Regions from separate parts of the Homo sapiens genome. Here region 1 is linked to region 2. A link is an interaction called in ENCODE POLR2A ChIA-PET data of the cell type or tissue named here. Cell type or tissue: Panc1. All regions are shown on one strand. Region 1 overlaps B4GALNT4 (beta-1,4-N-acetyl-galactosaminyltransferase 4). Region 2 overlaps PTDSS2 (phosphatidylserine synthase 2).

Region 1 (4,000 bases), 110 kb after region 2:
GCCGCTCCATGTACTGAGCGGTCACGTCCACGGCCTCCGCCTCCGGCAGCTGCAGGTTCCCCGAAACGTTGCATCGCAGGTCGTTCCAGTCCGAGCGCAGCAGCTCGAAGTCCACGGCGCCCACGCTGAACGTGCGCTGCCAGTCGATGGCGTCCTCACGCCAGCGTCCGAGCGCCGGGCCCGCGGCCTCCTCGCTGTCCTCCGACGCGGCCTCGTCGCCCGGGGCCCCATCGTCCTCCCCTTCCTCCTCCTCTTCGCCCTCCCCGGGCAGCTGCGGCCCGGACACCTGGGACAAGCTCAGGAAGGAGGTCACGGGCCGCGCTTCGGAGGACAAGTTTGAGTCCACTGTGGGCGCCGCAGGTCCCAGCGTGCGCGCCTGGCCCTCCCGGCCCCCTTGGGTGGCCTGCGCCCGGGCTGGGGGCCTCGGCTGTGTGGCCTGGGGGCCGCCGGTCCTGCGGCCGTGGGGCCGGGGTGGGCGTGGGGGCGCCCGCAGCTGCACTCTGGGCAGAGGCCTGGGGTGCAGGAAGACGCCAGGGAAGGGCGGCCAGGGCGCACGCGGCGCTGGGGCCCGGGGGGATGCCCGCTGTCCCGGCCGCACCCTGGTCACGTACACCTTTGGGGGCGGCTGCTCCACTGCAGGGCGCGGGGGCGGAGCTCGGCCCAAGAAGAGCGGCAAAGGGCGGGCGGCCCTGGCGGCCCAGCTCAGGGCCCGGGAGTGCCTGGGGGTCCCCCCGTCCCGGGGGCGGGGAGGGGTCGGCGGGGCGAGGGTGGCTCCGGGCTGGGCGGGGGCTGCTGGGGCGGGGGACTGGGGGCCGCTCCTGGGCGGGGCCGCCTCGGTGGGCTCCAGGCTGTCGAGCAGCTCCCCCTCGTCCTCGTCGTCCAGGAAGTCTGCGGGAAACGCGGGTTAGAAGCTCCCTGCGCAGGTGGGTGCGGGCCAGGGGCGCTGCGGACACTCACCGTCCGGGTTGAGGAAGAGGAAGGCTCGGCGCTGCACCTCGTCTTCTTCATCCTCATCCCCCTCCTCCTTGTCCATCTTCATGTATTTATAGAACCCAAACCTGGGGCGCGGCGGGGCATCAGAGCCGAGTCCCGCCCCGCCCACCCCGCCCCGCATTAGCCCGGCCGCGCGCCCACCTCTCCAGATACAGCGGAGACTCGCGGTAGAAGCACTTGTTGTCCGTCTCCATGTGGGTGAGGCGAGTGTAGTCGTTGGGATAAACGAAGGACAGGTACACCTGGGGGGTGGGGGGGCGCAGGGCTCAGGGCGCGGACCTCCCGGGGCGGCCTCCCAAGGGGCTGGAGAAGGCTCCGCGGAGTCCCGGACGGGAGACGGGGTCTCCAGCCGCACTCACAAATTGCAGGCCCTGGTATCTGGCGATCGGGAAGTCCTTGACCACGTAGGTGGGGGCGTAGGCGCAGGGCTCCAGCACGTTCTCCAGGCTCGAAGATTCCATGCGTGGAGCTGCAGGAGGTGCGGTCACAGGGTGGCTGGGGCAGGCACCCCCGCCCTCGCCCCCGCGCGGGCCCCCTCTCACTGAGGAAAAAGGTATCCCTGGGATCTGGCCGCAGCATGTCTGCGCTGGTCTCCTCCTGCGGCGGACGCCCCCCCACGTGGCTGGCTGGAGACTGGGGGACGTGCGCCACGTGGTCCATCTTCAAGGCTGACTCATCTGGGGGCAGAAGAGTTCCAGGGAGTGCTCAGACCCCCTCCTCCACTCTTCCCACTCACACCCAGAGCCCATCCCGAGGAGCCCCACATCCCCAGAGGCGTCCGCTCGCACCTGTGTACAGGGAGATGTGAGCAGAGCTGATGACCTCGAACTTCAGGCCGGGCAGGAAAGCTCGCCACTGCGGGGCAGAGAGGGTGGGGGTCAGGGACAGGGCGGTGGCTGGGTCCAGGGAAGAAAGGGTCTACCCTGGCTCAGGGCCGGGGGACTAATAGGACCAATCCCTTAAAGGATGCAGGAGAGGAGATGGCAGAGGGGTCCGGGGCGTTCCAAGAAGGGGCAGCAGGGAAGCTGGGGAAGGAAGCCCAGAAAGCTGAGGGACCCTGGGAGCAGGGCCAGACCCCACCATGCTCCCTTCCTCACCTTTCCTCCTCCCTCCCTTCCTCCTCCCTCCCTTCCTCCTCCCTCCCTTCCACCTCCCTCCCTTCCTCCTCCCTCCCTTCCTCCTCCCTCCCTTCCTCCTCCCTCCCTTCCTCCTCCCTCCCTTCCACCTCCCTCCCTTCCTCCTCCCTCCCTTCCACCTCCCTCCCTTCCTCCTCCCTCCCTTCCACCTCCCTCCCTCCCTTCCTCCTCCCTCCCTCCCTTCCTCCTCCCTCCCTTCCTCCTCCCTCCCTTCCTCCTCCCTCCCTCCCTTCCTCCTCCCTCCCTCCCTTCCTCCTCCCTCCCTTCCTCCTCCCTCCCTCCCTTCCTCCTCCCTCCCTCCCTTCCTCCTCCCTCCCTCCCTTCCTCCTCCCTCCCTCCCTTCCTCCTCCCTCCCTTCCTCCTCCCTCCCTTCCTCCTCCCTCCCTTCCTCCTCCCTCCCTTCCTCCTCCCTCCCTTCCTCCTCCCTCCCTTCCTCCTCCCTCCCTTCCTCCTCCCTCCCTTCCCCCTCCCTCCCTTCCCCCTCCCTCCCTCCCTGAGGCCCCCCCGCCCCGCCTCAGGTTAAGATTTCCAACCCCACCCAGTGAGGGTCACTGCTGGCCCCCTAAGGGCCAGGCTGGATGCCCCCCCCACTCTACCCCCACCAAGTTGGGGCTCCAGGGGCTGTCTCAGGCCCTTCTGTTCCCACCTCATCCTGGGGCCTCCACAGACCACCCCAAACCCCTGTCTCCAGTCTGGGCCCTCTGCCCAGCTGAGCTGGGGTGAAACGTGCCCTCCACACACCAGACACAGGCACCATCGTGCTGCCCCCCACACCCACCAGGCTGCAGGCCCTCTGCCTTGCTGTATAACCCCTTCCGCCTTCCCCCGTCCATCCCCACAGCCACCTCCCTGGGTTTGAGGACCAAAGGCCACAGTAAAAATCCTTCCCCCAGGCTCTCTCCGCTTTGTGGCCAGGGGTTTTTTCCTGGAATGCAAATCCAATGGCCTCATTCTCAGGACAAAGGCCTATCTGTCCAGAGTGCTGCTCAGGCCCCGCCTGATCTGGCCACCAGACCCCTCCTAGTCTCGAAGACCCGGTTCCTCTGCTGGGTCTGTTCCTTCGCTGTTCTTGTGGTGTGGAATTCATCCGCCGTACACCCCACCCCAAATTCTCTGCCCCCCACATCTCCCTACTGAAGGTCTCCATCCTCTCAAGACTCTACTCAAAGGTGACTCCTAGTGAAGCCTCACCGAGCCCCCCAGGAGGGCAGAGCAGACCCTCCTGACCTCAGGCCCATGGCCCTGACCATCTGCTTTGTCAACTTTGGGACGGGGACCCCATTGCGGTTGTCCTGCAGGGAGGTGGGGGGAGTGGAGTCTCCAGAAGCCCCCAGGGGAGGAAGGCACTCACGCCCACTTCCACGTGGTCCGAGCCGCGGTCGTCCTGCTTGTGCAGCAACTCAAAGTAGTACCTCCGGGAGGCCATGAGCCTGGGGACACGAGGAGCAAGGGTCGTGCCATGCACAGGACGCTCAAATAGTGGAGGCAGGGAAGGGGGCAGGTGGCTCCCACACCCCTCAGGGCTGGCCCTCAGGAGGATGGCAGCTTGGCCGGGCGGGTGCTCGTGCAGAGTGTGCGCAAGTGTGCACAGGATAAGGAGACAGCGCGTAACCCCCTCCCACGAATACACAAGTGCACGCACATGCACCCCACAGTCACTCACCGCCTGGGCTTGGACACCTGGGAGCTGAACTTGGTGAATTCTCCAGGCGCTGTCCACTCGGAGCCAGTCTGGGGGGTGATAGAGCAGGGGTGGTGGTGGGGGGGGGGGTTCACTCTCTCCCTGGGGACACCAAACCCATCGGGTCCTCATTCCCAAGAGGCTGGTGGGCACAGGTGACTGAGCTGCAGGAGGCCCGGGACGACACCAG
Region 2 (4,000 bases):
CTACGAAAAACTCACAGAACCTTCTCCACTCGGTAGGGAGATCTACGAAAAACTCACAGAACCTTCTCCACTCGGTAGGGAGATCTACGAAAAACTCACAGAACCTTCTCCACTCGGTAGGGAGATCTACGAAAAACTCACAGAACCTTCTCCACTCGGTAGGGAGATCTACGAAAAACTCACAGAACTTTCTGCACTCGGTAGGGAGATCTACGAAAAACTCACAGAACCTTCTCCACTCGGTAGGGAGATCTACGAAAAACTCACAGAACTTTCTGCACTCGGTAGGGAGATCTACGAAAAACTCACAGAAACTTCTCCACTCGGTAGGGAGATCTACGAAAAACTCACAGAACCTTCTCCACTCGGTAGGGAGATCTACGAAAAACTCACAGAACTTTCTGCACTCGGTAGGGAGATCTACAAAAAACTCACAGAACTTTCTCCACTCGGTAAGGAGATCTATGAAAAACTCACAGCTAACACACTCAGTGGGATAAAGACTGGATGCTTTTCCCCTAAGATCAGGAATCAGATAAGAATGTCCATCTGGCCAGGCACAGTGGCTCATGCTTATACTCCCAGCACTTTGGGAGGCCAAAGGGGTCAGACCGCTTGAGCTCAGGAGTTTGAGACCAGCCTGGCCAACATGGCGAAACCTCATCTCCACAGAAAGTTAAAAAATTAGTCAGGTGCGGTGGCTCACTTGAGACCAGGAGTTCTGAGACCAGCCTGGCCAACACGGTGAAACCCCGACTCTACTAAAAATACAAAATTAGTCGGGTGTGGTAGCATGTTCCTGTAATCCCAGCTACTACGGAGGGTGAGGCACGAGAATCGCTAGAACCTGGGAGGCGGAGCTTGCAGTAAGCCAAGATCGTGCCACTGCACTCCAGCCTGGGCGACAGAGCAAGACTCCGTCTCAAAAAAAAAAAAAAAAAGCCCATCCTTGCCTATTCTAGGAAACATTGAGCTGGAGGTTCTGGGCAGGGCAGCTACGCAAAGAAGTAAAAGACATCGGCCGGGCACGGTGGCTCATGCCCATAATCCCAGCACTTTGGGAGGCCAAGGTGGGCGGATCACCTGAGGTCAGGAGTTCAAGACCAGCCTCAACATGGAGAAACCCTGTCTCTACTAAAAATTAAAAAAAAAAAATTAGCTGGGCATGGTGGTGCATGCCTGTAATCCCAGCTACTCGGGAGGCTGAGGCAGGGGAATTGCTTGAACCTGGGAGGCGGAGGTTGCGGTGAGCCAAGATCACACCACTGCACTCCAGCCTGGGCAACAAGAGCAAAACTCAGTCTAAAAAAAAAAAAAAGAAAAGAAATAAAAGACATCTAGATTGGAAAGGAACAGGTAAAACTATCTCTATTTGTAGATGACATAATCTTGAATATAGAATATTCTTAAGAGTCTACCCCAAAACACCACAACTATTAGAGCTAATCAGTTCAGCACGGTTGCAGGACGCAAGATCAGTACACAAAAATGAGCTACATTTCCATACATGAGTAACGAGCAATGCAAAAGTAAAATTAAAACAGTTCCACTTACAAGAGCACACAATGAACAAAATAATTGGAGTAAATGTAATAAAGGAAGTACAAAACTTAAACTCTGAAAACTGTAACACATTGTTGGAAGAAATTAAAGACCTAAATAAATGGAAAGCCATCCCATCTTCAAGGACTGACGGAGTTAATATTGTCAGGATGACACTACTCCCAAAACAGACTTGCAGATTCGATGCAATCCCCATAAAAAATTCCACCTGTTCTTTTCACAGGAATGGAAAGGGTGACCCTCACATTCATTTGGAAACGCAAGAGACCCAGATGATTCAAAACCATCTTGAAAAAGAACAAACTGGGTGAACTCACACTTCCCAATTGCAAATGTCACTTGAGGGATATTCTACTAGATCATGACCAATCCTCGAAACCGTCCAGCTCACCAAAAACAAGGGGCCTGAGAAACTGTCACTGCCGAGAAAGAGGAGCCCAGGCCGCGCGTGGTGGCTCACACCTGGAATCCCCGCACTTTGGGAGGCCAAGGCAGGCAGATCTTTTTTTTTTTTTTTTGAGGCGGAGTCTCGCTCTGTTGCCCAGGCTGGAGTGCAGTGGCGTGATCTCGGCTCACTGCAAGCTCTGCCTCCCGGGTTCAGGCCATTCACTTGCCTCAGCCTCCCGAGCAGCTGGGACTACAGGCGCCCGCGACCACGCCCGGCTAATTTTTTAGTATTTTTCAGTAGAGACGGGGTTTCACCGTGTTAGCCAGGATGGTCTCCATCTCCTGACCTTGTGATCCGCCCACCTCAGCCTCCCAAAGTGCTGGGTTTACAGGCATGAGCCACCGTGCCCTGTCAATGCAGGCGGATCATTTGAGGTCAGGAGTTCAAGACCAGCCTGGCCAACAAGATGAAACTAAAAATACAATAAATTAGTGGCGCATGGTGGCAGGTGCCTGTAATCCCAGCTACTTGGGAGGCTGAGGCAGGAGAATCACTTGAACCCGGGAGGTGGAGGCTACAGTGAGCTGAGATCACACCACTGCACTCCAGCCTGGGTGACAGAGTAAGACGTCGTCTCAAAAAATAAATAGTAAAAGAAAGAGGAGCGCAGGAAGACACATGCAACCTGGATGAACCTCAGAGGCACTGTGCAGGGCGGGAAGAGGCTGCCCACCGCATGATCCTGGGTGAACCTCAGAGGCACTGTGCAGGGCGGGAAGAGGCTGCCCACCGCATGATCCTGGGTGAACCTCAGAGGCACTGTGCAGGGCGGGAAGAGGCTGCCCACCGCATGATCCTGGGTGAACCTCAGAGGCACTGTGCAGGGCGGGAAGAGGCTGCCCACCGCATGATCCTGGGTGAACCTCAGAGGCACTGTGCAGGGCGGGAAGAGGCTGCACACCGCATGATCCTGGGTGAACCTCAGAGGCACTGTGCAGGGCGGGAAGAGGCTGCCCACCGCATGATCCTGGGTGAACCTCAGAGGCACTGTGCAGGGTGGGAAGAGGCTGCCCACCCCACGATTCCATTCTAGAAGAGACAGAAGCGAACCCTCACCAGCTGTCAGGGGTCAGGGCCGGGTATGACTACCAAGGGGTAACACAAAGGAGTTTTAGGGCCAGTGGAATTCTTGTGCGTCCTAATTGTGTTTCTAGAAGTCTACACAAATGCTAAAATTCACAGAATGTACACTGCCTCAGAAAAGTCAATTTTGCCACGATGATAAAAAATCTCATCATGCACTGATGGAGTTTTAAGATTGGGAATAATAAAGTCCTTTGTAAGCTGAAGACAGCCCCAAAAATGTGTGTTTACACTAAGTTAAACAGAACAAAGAGTATTAATAAAGTAGGCATTTGCAGCAGCAACACAGCCTGACCCAGGATTTACAAAGGAGCTGCGTCTCCCACCTGCACCCTGCTCGTCTTGCAGAATGTGGTCAGGATGGGGAAGAAGCACACACAGTCACACTGGTCAACCACAAAACACAAAAACAAAGACCCCGTCCCTCTTGGCGCTGGGGTCCCCTCTGAGGCCCAGATTTGCCCCGGCCATGCAGACGCTGGCCTGCATCGCAGGACCTGACTTGCGGCTCCCTTCACGCCCAGTCCCCACCAGCACTCAGATACGACAGCTGTGGGCAAAGCCACCCTGGCAGCTGCACCACTGGCCCTGCCCTCTTCTGTGCCTGCACCACTGGCCCTGCCCTCCTTAAGTGTGGCCCTGCTAAATGGCCACAGTCAGCGCCCCACCAGCAGATGCTCCTGGAGGCCCCCCGCAGCTCGGCCTACGTTTTGAAGGTCTAGCTTTGCTGCCCCCCATCACTCAAGGGCCGCACAGATGCTCCTGGAGACCCCCCGCAGCTCGGCCTACTTTGTGGGGGTCTAGCCCTGCTTCCTCCCATCACTCGAGGGCTGTGTGGGCAAGGCCTCCTTTGTCACCATGCCTGGGGCCACACTGTCACCTAAGTTCCCAGGTATCCAACCCAGA

What was found. Peaks named below come from ENCODE experiments on the same cell type or tissue, not always from the same donor. Only the 100,000 strongest peaks of a DNase experiment are listed, where the experiment ranks them.
Region 1: POLR2A ChIA-PET joins it to region 2 with 8 read pairs; 4 of 35 experiments call an interaction of 5 or more read pairs at or near these places.

The regions. Positions count from the first base shown.
Region 1 is chr11:373,309-377,308 of GRCh38, reverse strand. It overlaps B4GALNT4 (beta-1,4-N-acetyl-galactosaminyltransferase 4), which reads right to left. Exons shown (of 20, transcript NM_178537.5): 7 at 3,793-3,860; 8 at 3,481-3,559; 9 at 1,782-1,848; 10 at 1,536-1,670; 11 at 1,353-1,462; 12 at 1,135-1,235; 13 at 958-1,058; 14 at 1-888. Among named protein-coding and RNA genes, the nearest start is that of B4GALNT4, 5.8 kb to the right of the region's middle. In Panc1, no CTCF peak of the experiment used is centred here; no DNase peak of the experiment used is centred here; H3K27ac peaks cover 755 bases.
Region 2 is chr11:479,165-483,164 of GRCh38, reverse strand. The region is part of intron 4 of PTDSS2 (phosphatidylserine synthase 2); the gene reads right to left. Among named protein-coding and RNA genes, the nearest start is that of RNH1, 26 kb to the left of the region's middle. In Panc1, no CTCF peak of the experiment used is centred here; no DNase peak of the experiment used is centred here.